Regions from separate parts of the Homo sapiens genome. Here all the other regions are linked to region 1. The links are chromatin loops, found by intact Hi-C in ENCODE. Cell type or tissue: dorsolateral prefrontal cortex. All regions are shown on one strand. Links, peaks and the distances in the headings refer to the core of each region. The heading gives the core; the rest is flanking DNA.

Evidence for each region. Peaks named below come from ENCODE experiments on the same cell type or tissue, not always from the same donor. Only the 100,000 strongest peaks of a DNase experiment are listed, where the experiment ranks them.
Region 2: it touches region 1 in a loop (4-fold over the local background); 48 of 110 quality-filtered maps call a loop at or near these places.
Region 3: a loop joins it to region 1, with 8 times the contacts of the local background. A loop is called at or near these places in 23 of 110 quality-filtered maps.

What each region holds. Positions count from the first base shown.
Region 1 is chr10:45,462,284-45,467,979 of GRCh38, reverse strand. It overlaps MARCHF8 (membrane associated ring-CH-type finger 8), which reads left to right. Exons shown (of 8, transcript NM_001282866.2): 4 at 3,653-3,741; 5 at 3,984-4,829. It overlaps LOC105378286 (a long non-coding RNA gene), which reads right to left and starts at 3,705. Exons shown (of 3, transcript XR_945919.1): 1 at 3,622-3,705. RefSeq lists an enhancer at 3,495-4,694. In dorsolateral prefrontal cortex, for the core only: CTCF peaks have their summits at 2,605 and 2,809 (motif pointing left); a DNase peak (open chromatin) is centred at 2,799; H3K4me3 peaks cover 558 bases; H3K27ac peaks cover 370 bases.
Region 2 is chr10:45,247,267-45,252,596 of GRCh38, reverse strand. It overlaps the pseudogene CUBNP2. Among named protein-coding and RNA genes, the nearest start is that of OR13A1, 66 kb to the left of the region's middle. In dorsolateral prefrontal cortex, for the core only: CTCF peaks have their summits at 2,139 and 2,339 (motif pointing left); a DNase peak (open chromatin) is centred at 2,528; H3K4me3 peaks cover 1,201 bases.
Region 3 is chr10:45,724,564-45,729,893 of GRCh38, reverse strand. It overlaps WASHC2C (WASH complex subunit 2C), which reads right to left and starts at 2,628. Exons shown (of 31, transcript NM_001330074.2): 1 at 2,574-2,628; 2 at 2,355-2,477; 3 at 868-1,032. The coding sequence starts at 2,576. LOC107984227 (RNA guanine-N7 methyltransferase activating subunit-like) reads left to right here and starts at 2,712. Exons shown (of 1, transcript NR_199876.1): 1 at 2,712-5,142. RefSeq lists enhancers at 1,912-2,656, 2,657-3,402 and a silencer at 2,888-2,937. In dorsolateral prefrontal cortex, for the core only: a CTCF peak has its summit at 2,687; a DNase peak (open chromatin) is centred at 2,703; H3K4me3 peaks cover 1,741 bases; H3K27ac peaks cover 1,102 bases.

The DNA of each region.
Region 1 (5,696 bases), core at 369-5,368:
TTTGTAGTGAGATTGCTTTATATTCCTTTTCATGACTGGAGAGTCTGTCATTTGGCAACCCGCAAAGAACTTCAGGAACAGAGGGCCTAAGTTTTCTTGACACATTTGGATTTTTGCATGATGAACATTTGCACTTTTATTAGTAATTGTCGAGTCGTGTGTGGTCTGATCCTATGGAGAGGAGAGTGTAGGTGTTCTCTGGAGCTAGTACTGCCCCCGGCTCACACGTGCCACACTGCCTGCTGCTTTCAGAAAGAGCAGGACGGCTGGTCCTGTCCCATCTAGTGAGGTCCTGTCCCATCTAGTAAGGTTCTGTCCTGCAGAGCTCCTAAGAGGGGATTGCTGGCCTTTGATTACACTGGCTTCCAGAATCTGACCATGGAACCATTATTTGAAGCTGTCAGCTTCATTTTGTTGTTGATCAGGCCAGTCTTTTAGGTCTTTGTTGGTTGATAGATTTCTCTCAGGTCTATAGCAGCAACAAATAAAGCTCTTTAAAATTATTTTCTTGACCATTCTGCCTATGGATTGGTTCTGACCTTTGAAATGTTTGCTGTCCTTTAGATCGTGACAGAAGGAGCCTCTTCTGGGAGCTGTGAAGACCCCACAGATCTCACTGGTTTTCTTGCTTTTATTGGAAGAGTTAGCATTTGTTGAAGTTTATATTTATGTAAAATAACAATAAGTAGATTTTAAAATTTTTCTTTAAATTCTGTGATCTAATAAGAAGAGAGACTCTTTCTCTGTCATTGGGAGGCTTGATGAGGATCGGACATACCTGCTGAGAGTATCCTGTAATGTTTTCATAAGATTGGAAATGGTGAAATGAGAGCAGAAATGTAGGCAGAGGATGCCAACGCTGTTTCCTATTTCCTAAGTAAAACTGAGCAGGGCAGAATCTCCCCAGCCCTGCCAGAACTCCCTTCCTCCTTGGGTCCGCTGTCACTGTCATGCTGGCCTTGACATCTGCTACAAGTGCACACACATGGGGAACCACACAGGGAAGTGAACACATGTCCTGACGTGTGTGTGTGCCTGGTGTGGCTGCTTCCTTGATCCAGGCTTTGTTTTGTTACGAGGCTCTGCCCTCCTACCTTCAGGCCTTGCTCCTCATCATGGGCATGCAAGGATGGAATCGTTACCCCAGAGTACACTTTTTGACTTGGATTACTTGTAGTTTAGTACTGGAGTTCAGAACTTTAATTTCCCATCAGAAACCTGCCTCCCGGACCCAGGACACTGACCTTGATTGGGCACGATTTTCCAGATAAGACCTTACCTCCTCCCAACAGGGTTTGCCTTCCCTTCAGAATACAGGAAAGTACACGTGGTTCCAAGAGGACCATGCTCTTACTAAGATAAAAGGGAGGAGGGTGACTAGGTACTTTCCTCTGCTGCCATCCCTTGAAGGAAGGGGGCTTCCTTCAATGCCTCATCAGTTCCAGGGAGTATGCTTGACCCAGCAACACAGAGGAAGAAGTGACCTCATAGCAATGAGGGGCAAGCATGTGGATATTGCTGGGTATTTCTTCCTCAAAGTCTACCTGGGGACAGGTGATGAAGACGCTTACTTCTCTGCAATACACCGTGATCAGGCTTTGGTCTTCATGACACATTTTAGCCTTGCCTATGTGTGTTGAACAGAGCTGGTCATCCTCAGAAATAAAAGAAGAGAGCAATAAGTACAGGAAGGCTTTCAGTCCCAGAATAGTGTTAGGACTAAATGTCAGAGAACAGGGGGACTGTAGGAGTTTGGGGACCTTAGCATGGATACCCTCTCAATCTGCTCCCCTGTGGTATAAACAGTAAAGCCCATTGTACTAAAAGGCCTTGAGTGCTTGTCTCTGGGGCAGGTGGAGCCAGTGATGGGTGCCCCGAGAGGAGGATGCTGGAGAGGGGACAGTGTCTAAGGCAGTTGGAGAAAAAGGACAATGGCTTATGCAGTCAGGCCTAGAAGATGCAAGGGATGTCACAGCATAGTGTCCACAGGCATCCCTAGATGTCTTTCATTTTGTTTCAGGAAGAATATTGACAAAGGTAGTGATGGGAGGGTTATTTCAAGGATGCTATTTTCATGTGTCCAAGTAAACTTAAGATTCCTAAGAACTTTGACCTCTAATGCTTTTAAAGACCGTGTACCTCATGCCCATATGCACATTCAGTTAGAAAATAAATGTAGATTCTTTGGTGAATTCGAAGATGTGCTCATGGAGTGGCACAGCGTGATCTCAGTGTACACATGAAGCATGCTGATGAGAGCTTCTTGGATCTTGTTTCTTCAGGTGGACTTGCATTAAAGTGCTGTTGAATCTCTGCACTGGGAGTGGGAGCAGCCATGCGATGGGTGCCTTAATCCGAGTGCCATCCTGGCTCTCTCCAGGCTGCTTCATTTGCTGTGAGGGGTAGGGGGAGGAGGAGTTTCCAGGCAATGGCCTTATCTGTTCTGGTGGTTGACCAAGGGTCGGGGGTCCCAAAGGTGGAGTTCCAGGATGAGAGTGCACCCTTGGGGATGGTACTTAGAAAGAGTGGGGACTAGGCCTCAGCCAGGGAATGGTGGGCCAGGGTGGAGCTCCTTTGTATCAAGGAGTTAGGGCCAAGGGCCATGCAGGTGGGCCTGCAGAAGGTGGGTGGTGATATGGCCTTTCTGGTGATAACAGACTCGTGGCACTGTTTTCCTGGGGCTGTTGGGGTTGCATGGAGCAGATTCTTACTCAGGCTTACTGTCTTAAGGAGGGAAGAATGCTTTTTTATGAATACGCATAGGTCTGTGGGGCTGTGGAGCCTGGGGAATCCGAGGCTGGCGTGGGAGTCTGGGGCCCTCTAGCGGTGGTGGTGCATCCTCAGCTCAGTGCCACTCACTGTCCCTATTTCTCTCTGTCCATTTCTCTCCTCACTGCAGTGCTTCCTCTCCTTCCTAGATTTTTTTCTCTAAGTTTGACTATTCACCACCCCAGAGACTCTGTTCTATCCCATGACCTCTTGCTGTACTTTCTTTCAAATCTAAATTTTCTTGATTATTTTTCTTAATTTACAGTTTCAAGATTAGATCTGTTGGGAGCATTCTGTGCTCTACCTCAGCCCCTGGTTGAGCTATGGATTGGTGTCCCCCATGGTGACGTGGTCTGGACTCCCTTTTGTGTGAAGAGCTGTGGCAGGGCAGTGAGGTTTTGTGGAACTCAGGGAGCATCTGGCACTATGTATGAGGTTGTGAGGTGGGAGAGAGCTCTTAAATCTACCAGCCTTGTTGATCTTGGGAACTAGGAGAGAGTGCTAGGGAAGCCAGTGCCAGCAGGCCTGGAGCCTCATATTTCTTTGGCATTTGTATGATACCTTCTAGTACTTCGTTTTTTGACTTATATATGAACTAACTCAATTTAGATGCTTAGAAAATAAACGGCCACTGGACCTGCAAGAGATTAGTAGTGGTGTTCCATAGCCTTAGACATTTCTTACACTTTTATCCACAGATAAGAAAAAAATAGTGATATTTGATTTGTTTTGCCAAGGCTTAGAAGGATCTAATATGTGTTACTCGTTGAGCAGCGGGAAGCAGCAGACATTTCTAGGGTTTCTCCCTGTCACCATTCAGGAGACAGTGCACACAATCCCCTTGGCTCTTACCTGAACACTGACCACAGGTCTGTCATTGCAGGCTGGGAGTCCTCCGTCAGCATCAGCTCCGGCTCCGGTGTCCTCCTTCTCTCGCACTTCTATCACGCCATCCAGCCAGGACATCTGCAGGTAACACTCTGCTTCAGATGCTGCCATGATCAGTGTGCAGCCAGAAATAAGCATTAGTGTCTGTAGGTTCTTGAATTTCCATTTGCTTAATCAATCTGCCTTTGGTCTAAACAGTTGGCGAGTTTTATGTGTGGTTTGCTCACCAAGTTACCCATGCTAGTCTCATTTCTTCACTATGATGTCTATTCTCTTTTAAAATTGTTTTTACTTTCTGTGCTTTTATCCCACTGTTCTGCATGCAGTTCCAGTGCAGTGTTTTCTGAGTGTTGTCACCACAGTTCCGTGCAGTCTGCTGTTGTCTCGAAAGCTCCTCACTGCCAGAGTTCTCTGACACAAGGGCTCACTGTGACAGTTATCTGTAAGGACACATTACAGGCGTCAAAGAGAAATTCCTTTGGTTCAGAATGGGCCCAGGCCTTGAAGCCTGCTAAGAATACCAAAGCCAGAAGAACACTAAAGTTCTCAAGGTCCCTCAATGATGTGGGTGAGAAGGCGCAGGATACTTCAGAAAGTTTTGCCTATGTGGAAAGAACTTGTTCTGAAGGGAAATTAATACTCCCTCAAGATACGTGTCTCAGAACTAACAGGTTTCATCATAAAGAAAAAAGAACCCTGAACCACAAACCTCTTGGCAATTCCAAACATTCTTGTGTTTCATGCCTTTCTGCCGGTCGCTCAACTGCCTCAGAGGTGGAAGCTGGCAAGGGGGGCAGGCCCGGCCTGCTGCTGGAAGAGAAGGCGGATGGTGAGGCCACGTCCCGAAGCCGGCAACTGCTCCAGTACCTGTTCTCACTCTCGCACGGCTTGAGCGCCAGCAGCCTGCACAGGTTCCATGAGCTGGAGAGCTGCGCTGCTCGCCTGCACACTGCCAAGTCCTCCAGCGGGCTGGCAGGGAGTATGGGCTTCTGCTCTGACGAGATGGGAGACGACGATGTCTTTGAGGACAGCACATCTGCAAAACTGAAGAGTAGGGTTCTGCGGGCGCCCCTCTGCTCCACGGAAAAGGACAGCGACCTGGATTGTCCTTCTCCCTTCTCTGAAAAATTACCCCCCATATCTCCCGTGTCCACGTCAGGGGATGTCTGCAGGTTGGTTTGCCAGGAAGTGCCATTCTAGCCATCTCTGCTCGCATCAGGAACCTCCTCTTGCTTTAGTATGTGAAGTTTCAGGAAAATGAAGTAATAGGAAGTTGTAACCAGTTGTGGGTTGATGGTTTTCTCCAGAAGAATGGAGTATCAATATCGTTTGAAAAACTTAATTTTTATGATGTGAGTCCCAAGATAGTTTTACAAATGATAAAAGAGGAAGAAGCTGGCTGGGCGCAGTGGCTCACGCCTGTAATCCCAGCACTTTGGGAGGCTGAGGCGGGTGGATCACCTGAGGTCAGGAGTTTGAGACCAGCTTGGCCAACGTGGCGAAACCCCGTCTCTACTAAAAATACAAAAATTAGCCGGGCGTGGTGGCGGGCGCCTGTAATCCCAGCTACTCAGGAGGCTGAGGCAGGAGAATTGCTTGAACCCGGGAGGCGGAGGTTGCAGTGAGCCAAGATTGCGCCATTGCACTCCAGCCTGGGCAACAAGAGTGAAACTCTGTCTAAAAAAAAACAAAACAAAACAAAAAAAAAAAGAGGAAGAAGCTACACATATTAAAGGCCAAGCTGACTCTTCTAAACTAAAAATAAGTAGACTTTGCATAAAGAAACTGGAAGAAAGAAACTAGTATCTTCAGTTTTCCAGCCTGATGGTCCAGATTTTAAGCATTGTTGCATCTCCCAGCCTCTTTTTTAACCCTTGCTCCCTACCTACCCCCAAAAGGTGTGTGGGGACTGGCTGTTCTCCAGTAGCTCCTTCCTTCCTTCTTTTTAACTGAGGTGTAGCCACCTATGTCCCATCCTAACTCTGTTTCCCCCCTTTATCTTCCCTTGTGCAGCATCCTTGTCTGGCCTCCATAATTCA
Region 2 (5,330 bases), core at 1-5,000, 220 kb after region 1:
GCTGTGGGTTTTTTGTAGCAAGTTGACGATATTCCCTTATATTCCTATTTTTCTGAGAGTTTTAATATAAGTAAAAATTTGACAAATGCTTTTCTGTAGCCAATAATAGGATCATGTGAATTTTCTTTTTTAGCTTCTTAATATGGTAGATTACATTGATTTCTGAATATTAAACCAGCCATGCATACTTGGAATAAACCCCACTTTGTCATAGTATATAGTTATTTGTACATATCACTGTATTCTATTTGCTAATTTTTATTGAGAATTTTGTATCTATGTTTATGAGAGACATTGGCCTCTAGTTTTCTTTTTGTACTATCACTGTCTATTTTTGAAATAGAGTAATAATAGCTTTATAAAATGAATTGTAAAGCTTTTGTGTCTCTTCTATTTCTTTGTAAGATATTTCATAAAATAGGTGCTAATTTTTTTTTTTTTTTTTTTGAGATGGAGTCTCACTTTGTCACCAGGCTAGAGTGCAGTGGTGTGATCTTGGCTCACTGCAACCTCTGTCTTCTAGGTTCAAGTGATTCTCCTGCCTCAGCCTCCCAAGTAGCTGAGATTACAGGTACCCACCACCTAATTTTTGTATTTTTAGTAGAGACAGGGTTTCTCCATGTGGGCCAGGATGGTCTTGATCTCCTGACCTCATGATCTGCCTGCCTCAGCTTTCCAAAGTGCTGGGATTACAGGCATGAGCCACCATGCTCAGCCACAACCCAATTTTTCCTAAAACATATGGAGATTTCTTTTTGGGAGTTTTGAAATTTTGAATTCAATTTTCTTATTTGGTATAGGATTATTCAAATAATTTATTTCATATTAAGTGAGTTGTGGTATTGGTTCATCTCCTTAAAGTTGTCAAATTTATGTCTGTAGTGTTTTTAGCATTCCCTTATTATCTTTTTAATGTTTGTAGGGTCTCTATTAATGTCTCCTGTTTCATTACTGGTACTGATGATTTGAGTCTTCTCTCTTTTTTCATTGGCAGTCTTGATAGAGTTTTTCAAATTTATTGATTTTTTCAAAGAACCAGCTCTTTTTAATTGATTATCTCTTTTGTTTTTCTGTTTTTAATTTTATTGATTTCTGCTCTTATAACTATTATTTTCTTGTTTTTGCTTGCTTTGAATTTATTTTTCTCTTCTTTGTCTGGGTTCTTGAGGTGGGAGCACCTCAAAAAGTTGGGGGCACAAAATAAAGTGTAACATTTGTATTGGTTCTCTTTTTGCTTCATTGTTAGTTTGTTTCTGTAATTAGTGTTAAGTTGTGATCAGCATAAATAATGGGTTATATTATTTGCAAACCTCAGGGTAAACTCAAATAAAAAACAAAACAGATACACAAAAAATGAAAGGCAAGAAGTTAAATCTACTACCAGAGAAAATTATCTTCATTAAAAGCAAGACAAGAAGGAAGGAAAGAAGAAAGAGAAGACCACAAAATAACCAGAAACAAATAACAAAATTGCAGAAGTAAGTCCTTACTTATAATTACATTGAAAGTAAATAGACTAAACTCTCCCATTAAAAGACATAGAGTGGGCTGCAGCCAAGATGGCTGAACAGGAACAGCTCCTGTCTACAGCTCCCAGCATGAGCAATGCAGAAGATGGGTGATTTCTGCATTTCCATCTGAGGTACCGGGTTCATCTCACTAGGGAGTGCCAGACAGTGGGCGCAGGATAGTGGGTGCAGTGCACCATGTGCGAGCCGAAGAAAGGCAAGACATTGCCTCACTCAGGAAGTGCAAGGGGTCAGGGAGTTCCCTTTCCTAGCCAAAGAAAGAGGTGACAGATGGCACCTGGAAAATTGGGTCACTCCCACCCTAATACTGCACTTTTCCGATGGGCTTAAAAAATGGCGCACCAGGAGATTATATCCCACACATGGCTCAGAGGGTCCAATGCCCACGGGGTCTCGCTGATTGCTAGCACAGCAGTCTGAGATCAAACTGCAAGGTGGCAGCAAGCCTGGGGGAGCTGCTTGGTGTGGTGGCGGGCACCTGTAATCCCTTGGGAGGCTGAGGCTAGAGAATCATTTGAACTCAGGAGGCGGAGGTTGCAGTGAGCTAAGGCAAGATCACGCCATCGCATCACGCCTGTTGCTTGGGCAACAGGGCGAGACTCCATGTCAAAAAAAAAAAAATGCTTGCTAATATAAACGTGATCATAAAGACAGCAATGATTATCATGAAATTTTAACTTGCTTACCAGAAAAAGTGCATGATCTAAAACTTGGCAAATGTGCTGTTCCGTGAAACAAGGGGGTGAAGATTAGAAAACTCGAGCTTCTTCGGATTCTGAATTAACTGAAATCATATTTAAGTTGGAAAGACAGTGCCATCTAGTGGTGCATTTCTTTTTCTTTTGAAATTACTGGTTTTAGCCATTCCTGCCTTATATAATTCTAGCACTTTAGGATAATGTCAGTGGTCATGGTCATGGCTGTTCTGTGGCCTTGAGCACATCATAGCTCTGCTATGAATTTAATATTTGGAGTTAGATACACACAGATACTCATTTAGAAATACAATAGGGCGGGGCGCGGTGGCTCACGCCTGTAATCCCAGAGGCAGAGGTTGCAGTGAGCCAATATCACGCCATTGCACTCCAGCCTGGGTGACAAGAGCGAAACTCCGTCTCAAAAAAAAAAAAAAAAAAAAAAAAAAAAAAAAAAAAAAAAGAAAGAAAAAGAAAAAAGAAAAAAAAAAAGAAACAGAAAAGGGGCACTGCGGATCACGAGGTCAGCAGATCGAGACCATCCTGGCTAACACGGTGAAACCCCGTCTCTAGTAAAAATACAAAAAAAATTAGCCGGGCGCGGTGGCGGGCTCCTGCAGTCCCAGCTACTCTCGGGAGGCTGAGGCAGGAGAATGGCGTGAACCCGGGAGGCGGAGCTTGCAGTGAGCCGAGATAGCGCCACTGCAGTCCGGCCTGGAGAAAGAGGGAGACTCCGTTTCAAAAAAAAAAAAAAAAGAAAAAGAAAAAGAAATATAATGAAGATTACTCAGAAGAAAACAAATGTTTTCTAGTTATGTGTTTGAGAGAAATCCAAGCACCCACTATTTCAAAGGATGTTTCTAGAAGGCTGCCATGGCTGCGAATTGTTCTGGGTGCTGGCGACACCACAGTGAAGAAGTCAGACAGAGTCTCCGTCTCCCCACCCGTGGGACTTACATCCTTGTTGGGAAAGAGACCGGACAAAGCAAATAAACAATAAATAAGATCGGTTTTGATTATAATAGGAAAATAAAACAGGATGATGCTGGGGGAGGGCAACATTCGATAGCACGGGCTTCTCTGAGGAGGTGACATGTGAGGTGAGGGCCCATGACAGGGAGTCCTTAGCTGTGCGGGTTCAGCTTCAGCTGAGGAAAGAAGTCTCCTGGCAGGAAGAGCTGCAGGAGCAGGGCCATGGGCAGGAGTCCTCCTGGGATGAAGGAAGTGCAACCAGCAGTGAGGTGCGGGCGGCCTGGGAAGGAGGCACAGGCCAGAGCAGCTGGGGCTTGCAGACCGTGAGAAGGAGCTGGAATTTTACTTTAGGTGCAACAGGGATCTGCCGGAGCATTTTAGTCAGAGCAGGAGCAGCATCTCATTGGAGTTTGCAGACATGCAGGCAATTCAGTGGAGAACACTATGGCTGCTCCGGAATTAGTTCTATTAAGAAGATGTTTCAGTGGGAACAGGTGAAGAACAATGGTGGTCACCTGGAGATGGAGCCCTCTGAGATATGTTTTGAAGGTAGAATGGAGTGGATGTGGAGTGAAGAGAGAGGAATCAGAGATGACTGAAGTTGTAGGCTTGAAACACTGAGGTAAAGAAGTCTCAGGGAGAACAGTTTTGGGAGGGCTTGTGGAAGAGAGGAATCAAAGCACTTGTTTATTTATTTATTAGATATTTATTGAGTGCCTCTCATGTGCAGACACCTAAAAACTGGGAACATGGCAGTGAGCAGAACAGAAATCTGTGCATTCATGGAACTTGTATTCTCTTCAGCGGGAAAGACAATGAAATAAACAAGTTAGCCTGGGCAACATAACAAGACCACATCTCTAAAATTTTTTTTATTAGCTATGCATAGTGGCATGCACCTGTAGTCCCAGTACTTAGGAGGCTGAGGTGGGAGGATCACTTGAGCCCAGAAGTTCAAGGCTGCAGTGAACTATGATTGTAGCCCTGCACTCCAGCCTGGACAACAGAGTGAGACCTTGTCTCCAAAAAAAAAAAAAGTTAAATATGTAGTATGTAGAAGAAGGTAATACTTGCTGTGGAGAAAAGTCAAGCAGGAAAGGAGATGGGAATGTTGGGAGAGTTTACACAAGGAAGGCCGTATTGAGTTGGGGCTATCTTTTTTTTTTTTTTTTGGAGACAGTCTTGCTCCATCACTCAGGCTGGAGTGCAGTGAAACGATCTCAGCTCACTGTAACCTCCACCTCCTAGATTCAAGCGATTATCCTGCCTCAGTCTCCTGAGTAGCTGGGATTACAGGCATGTACCATCACGCCAGCCAATTTGGGGATGTCTGAGTAAAGACCTGAAGAAATGTAGGAAGACAAACGATGTGGATATACAGGGAAGAGCATTCCAGGCAAAGGGAACAGCAAATGCCATACCCAAGAAGCAGGAGCATGACTGGTTTGGCTCAAGAAGCAAAATGAACAAAGTGGAGACAATAAGAAATGAGATCAGAAAGGTCAGGGGTGGGAGAGGAGGAGAGAAGGCCATTGTGATGGCTTTGCTTGTTCTATTGAGTGGATGGGCAGTTAGGAGGGTTTCAGCAGAGCGATGACCTGGTCTGACTTACATTTTAACAGTATCCTCTCGATGACATTTTGAGAATAGACTAAGAGGAACAAGAGCAGAATCAGGGGCTTTGTGGGAGTCTCCAGTGATCATCAAGGCAAGAGATCAGAGCAACTAGGGCCAGAGTGTTAGTGGGTGCAGTGGTTAAGGTAGCAGTGGGTGAGCAGACTCTCATGACACATTCTTTTTAAAATCATAGGTTACTTTCCCAAAGAGGAAAAAAATGTTAGGCATCATACCAGGTTTTTACTGAAAGTCATAATATCATCAATCCAATTATAATTCTGTTCCTAAATTAAGACCACCTCTAAGAACATCCATGTAAAAATGTTTAATCATGACCTATTGTGACTTCACATCCAATTTAGTGTGAAAGATGCAACTTTTTTGTAAATAATGGAGAAGTAATGAATTGTTTTTCTTTTCAGTTATACCATGGGGTTAGTGAAAGTGCCAACTTGGCTGGAACGTTTTGTGGTTCCACTGTACCTGCTCCTTTTATCTCTTCTGGTAACTTCCTTAT
Region 3 (5,330 bases), core at 1-5,000, 260 kb before region 1:
GCACAAGTTGACTACATGGCATTCTCTTAACTATTCTAAATCTTGGGCTTTTTTAATAATTTTGTGATTCTGAAAATTTTATTACTTTATATCTAACAATCTCGGGAGATCGCTTACTTTAATAATCCTTTTTCCACAAATGAATGCTGATATTCAGAAAGTTGGGACACCCTATGAGAAACACAGGTCTGTTACCTAAGCTTCCTCTCCATCCTCATCTCTTAAGTCTCCACTCTGCTCCAGCCATACTTACTTCCTTTGTATGCTGGAATTATACTATTTGCCAAGGGAGAGGCTCTATCTAATTTACCTATGTATTCCTACCACCTAGAAGAAACAGTAAATAGACAGAAATCACACATAGATTTAAGCTCAGTAATCTGTTTACAGTTGATTCCATATTGTAAGTTCGGCCATCATAAACTTTAGTTGAGAATATTGCAAGCAGACATATATATCCCCTGAATATAATTTATCAGAACAGAATGACCCCAATCAACAACTGAAACCATATGCTGGTGTCCAGAGGGTCTAACCAGGTAAACAGCTGTCCTTACAGATCACGCCACAACAAAGGCAGTGTGAGTGCCACACAATTCAGCACAATTGCTGACTACTCTCAAAACGACAAAAGATGGAAGCACTGAAGTATAAGAAAATTTTATCATTAGACTTTTTTAGAGGCTTGGAAAAAAGGACTTAAAACTTTACAAATAAAAAAGAGGCGTTAATCCCAGAGAAAAAAGCTACAATTACCAAGAACCACACTTCCACCAAAATTTAGGAGGGAACCTAACAGTAAGTTATTTAAAATTACAATATCTCCTACTCCCAAAAAAGGAATTATAATATAACTAAATAACTCACATTCTCTATGAACTGGGTATTAGAGAGCATAAGGAAGTCATTGAAGACATTATGCAGGCGACAATCTGTGGCTTTGGTTTCCCGGATTAGTCCGTCCACTTGTTTCTTGATTTCATGGGTCCTAGAGATAGTTTGCTGTGAGAATTCCTGTAGAAACTGTAGTAGCTATTTTAAAAAATAAACATACAGTAGTATCAATGTTACATGTAACTATTCTGCATGTCACATCAAAAAAGAACCCATTTCCTTTCACCTTTGAGTGTTAGAATGTGAAAGAAATGCTTTTTTTTTTTTTTGAGAGAGAGTTTCACTCTGTTGCCTGGGCTGGAGTACAGTGGCGCCATCTCGGCTCACTGCACCTCCCGCGTTCAAGCGATTCTCCTGCCTCAGCCTCCCGAGTAGCTGGAATTACAGGTGCCCGCCACAACGCCCAACTAATTTTGTGTATTTTTAGTAGAGACGGGGTTTCACCATGTTGGCCAGGCTGGTCTCGAACTCCTGACCTCGTGATTCGCCCACCTCGGCCTCCCAAAGTGCTAGGATTACAGGTGTGAGCCACTGTGCCCGGCCGGAATGCTGGTTTGACAAGTACTAAAACCAAGTGACATTGGAAAACACTAAGAAAGCTCATCAAAAGAGTGGCAGTGAGCTAATGGACACCTATCTCGTTTCTGGAAAAATTTAAAATCCCTTTTTGGCACTGGGTATGGTGGCTCACGCTTGTAATCCAACACTTTGGGAGGCTGAGGCAGGGTTATCGCTAGAGTCCAGGAGTTGCAGACCAGTCTGGGCAACATAGCAAGACCCCCATCTCTACTAAAATTAAATAAATAAACAAATCAGACAGGTGTGGTGGACGCCTATAGTCCCAGCTACTCAGGACGCTGAGGTGAGAGGATCACCTGAACCCCAGAGGATTCAGTGAGCCAAGATCGAGCCACTTGCACTCCAGCCTGGGCGACAGGGCAAAACCCTGTCTCCTTTTAAAAGTCCTCTTTGGTTGTCAATCTACAGAGATCACAGACCAAGGGTTAGCTAATCAACCACCACTCTTATTCAAAAATCCTATTCATTTGGGACTCGAACAGTTCTGAGCTTTTTGGGCCCCCGATTTGAAGAATCCCATTAAAGGATATCCACATACTGGCTTGTTTCCCACCCCATTTAGTCCAGGTCCCAACAGGAATCGCCTCCCTAGTGCCCGAGCAATCCCTCAGTGTGGCGGAAACGGATCTCCCCTCCGGATGGAGCTGAGCCAGAAACCCCATGAAGGGAACGTCGCGTCTGGGCCACGGTCAGGGTCTGCCCCTCTCCCTGGTGGCCGGGGACTGCCAGGGTGGCATTCTCGGGGGCTAAACGGGGCGTGTGTTCCTAAGAGGGCAGGCAACGGGACGGGCCAGGTGCAGGGGCAGTCGCGGTCCGGCCCTCCTGCGCGCAAGCCAAGCGTCACCCCTGCCGCTCTCGCGTCCCCGGGGCCCGCCTCTCACGCCCGCGTCGGCCGCCAGCGACCAGCTCTGGCTGCTCCTGCGGATCTCCTCCACCGACCACGGCCGCTCCCACACGGGCTCCGACGCCGGCACCAGCTCCTGGTCGGGGGTCGTCCGGTTCATCTGCAGCGAAAAAAACGAGAAGAGAGGCTGAGCCTGAGGGCGGCAGGGACGGCGGCCCCAGCCCAGGCCGGCCCCTCTCCGGCCCGCCGCCCTCACCATCCCAGCCGCCCGGCTCGGTGGGCTCCGAGGCTGCCAGCACAGGCCGAGGACCGCAGAGCCCCGGAAGCCTAGCCCCAGCCAAGCTGCCCGGGGCGTGACCGGCCTCACGTGACCTGATGTCACGTGACAGAACCCGCACGTGATCCGACCTGCGATGCTGAGGGGAGGAAGCTGCGGAAGTGGACTGGGACTGGAGTTTGGGGTTCTACCCTAGGTTGGGGCGGAGGAAGCTGGAGGATAGGGGCTGACGCCAGGAACGCTGCAGAGGCGGGTTGGGCGGGGGGCGCTGCCGCCCAAGGCCCGAGGCAGCGGCGCGGGATCGGCCAAAGCACCGGCCGCCAGTTCGGCGGGTCTGGAGAGAGGGGACCTCAAGCAGCCAGTGGAGCAACCAGCCTGGGAGCCTTCGACGTAGGCGCTGTGGGCGAAGGAAAAGGCCTGGCCTGCTGCCTCTTCTCTTGCAGCAAAATCCGCTGCTGTGAAGGAGCTGGTAGGCGGACGCTCTGTAGATAAGAGAATCCCTGATCTGCCTGGGCATCATCTTGCTCTTTATGACCTGCTTGGCTGCCACTGTGTAGGGCCTGCTTAAAGTCCTTTGCACTCTCAGCATTCCCCTCAAGTTCAAGGACAAGCTTCTCATTATGGCAGGCATAAAACTCTTTATAATTCGTCCTCCACTCTCCCAGCTCAGGGCTCCAGCTGTTGTCTCACACTTCCTTGAAGTTCCCTCTGCTGAGTCGCCCTTGTGCCTGACCAACTTACTTACTAAAATAAAAATCCCAATTTCTTTCCAGTCATGTGTGCCCAAGGGCGAGTTATTTAACTTTTCTGAGCTTTCCTCAGTAAAACGAAGCTACATATCTTGCAAGGATGTGATATTAAAGTTATGATATTGTAAAACAGGTGCCACGGTGCTTGGCCTAGGGTGAGCCTTCAACCTAGAACATACCACTGTCCCCATGCACCTTGCTCACACACCCAATCCCAGACTTTTCTTTTGTAGTCACCTCAGTTATCACCTCATTAAATAACCTGATTACCCCAAGTACAGCTTAAGTGACTTAAGTTATTTTCTATGGCTAGCGGAAGGGTCTCCGCTACATTGGAGAGCTGGGGTGGTCTGGAGTTCCACGGTGTGGTGGGCCAGAGGCCACCTCTCCTGCGGTCTCTTAGTGTCTCGCTGGCGGGGTTCGGCCCGAGCTAGATAGACACAGCCCTTGGCGGATTTAAACAACCTAAACATTAAACAATACAGCTGCCTCAAATCTTTGGGAATTTCAGAATGACTGACACTGCCAAAGCTGTTCCAAATTTTGAAGAGATGTTTGCTAGTAGATTCACAGAAGATGACGAGGAGTATCAGGAATACTTGAAACGCCCTCCTGAGTCCTCTCCAATTGTTGAGGAATGGAATAGCAGAGCTGGTGGGAACCAAAGAAACAGAGACAATCGGTTGCAAGATAGCAGACAGTTCAGAGGCAGGGACGGCAGATGGGGGTGGCCAAGTGACAATCGATCCAATCAGTGGCGTGGACAATCCTGCGGTAACAATTACCCGCAACACAGACAAGAACCTTACTATCCCGACCAATATGGACATTAAGGTTACAACCAGCTGCCCCCTTACGATAGAAATGTTGGCAGCTTTTAGTAAAAGCATTTACTGTGTTACCACGACAAAAGTTTGGGTGTCTTCTGTCGGTCATAGTTGGTTTTTTTTGTTGTCGTTTGTTTGTTTGTTTGTTTGTTTTTGAGACGGAGTCTCTCTCTGTCGCCCAGGCTGGAGTGCAGTCTCGGCTCACTGCAAGGTCCGCCTCCCAGGTTCATGCCATTCTCCTGCCTCAGCCTCCCGAGTAGCTGTGACTACAAGAGCCCGCCACCACGCCTGGCTAATTTTTTGTATTTTTAATAGAGACAGGGTTTCACTGTGTTAGCCAGGATGGTCTCGATCTCCTGACCTCGTGATCCGCCCGCCTCAGCCTCCCAAAGTGCTGGGATTACAGGCGTGAGCCACTGCGCCCGGCTCGGTCATAGTTTTACATCTGATTTTACAGAATGGATTATTGATTTTTTGGAAGTTGAGACTTTAAAAAAAAATACATCTTACTTGCGAGATGCGATGGTTGCTGGGAATACCTGAAATTGTGGATTATATTGCTTGACTTCTACCTCAGAGTCTTCGTTTCATGACTTAATAGTGTTTTGAGTTTGGTATATTTTTCTTATTTGACCTCCAGGAATTCTTCGTTTTACACAGATATAAAAATTTTAAAATAGAAAATGCTTGCTTTTACTTTGTAAGGTAAGAGAGTATCCACATGCTTAGATGTGCTCGTTTCTAAAATTCTAGAGGTTAATACAATCAGCTCATGAATGCACAGCTATGCTTCTTGTGATAGATTGTACATAACATCAGCAGTTGAAAGGTAAAACAATTGCTTTTTTTTTTTTTTTGCTTTTGTTACGTGACTATGGTACTTTGTGATTCCTTACTCTATAATGAGTCGCTCCACATTTATTTGGGTCTCTTTTTAGAGGGAAATCAGTAATAAAGCTGTAAAATAAATAAGGAAAAAAGTTGTTTTTGATGTATTTATCCTAAGGTATTACATTGTATTGTAATCATTTAAATATCAGTCTCTCCTTTAATAATAGCTAACATTTATCAAGTGTTCAGTATTTACCACTTTATACATTGTTCATTTAATTCACACAATGACTATGAGGGAGGAAATATTATTTCCAAATTATAGTTGA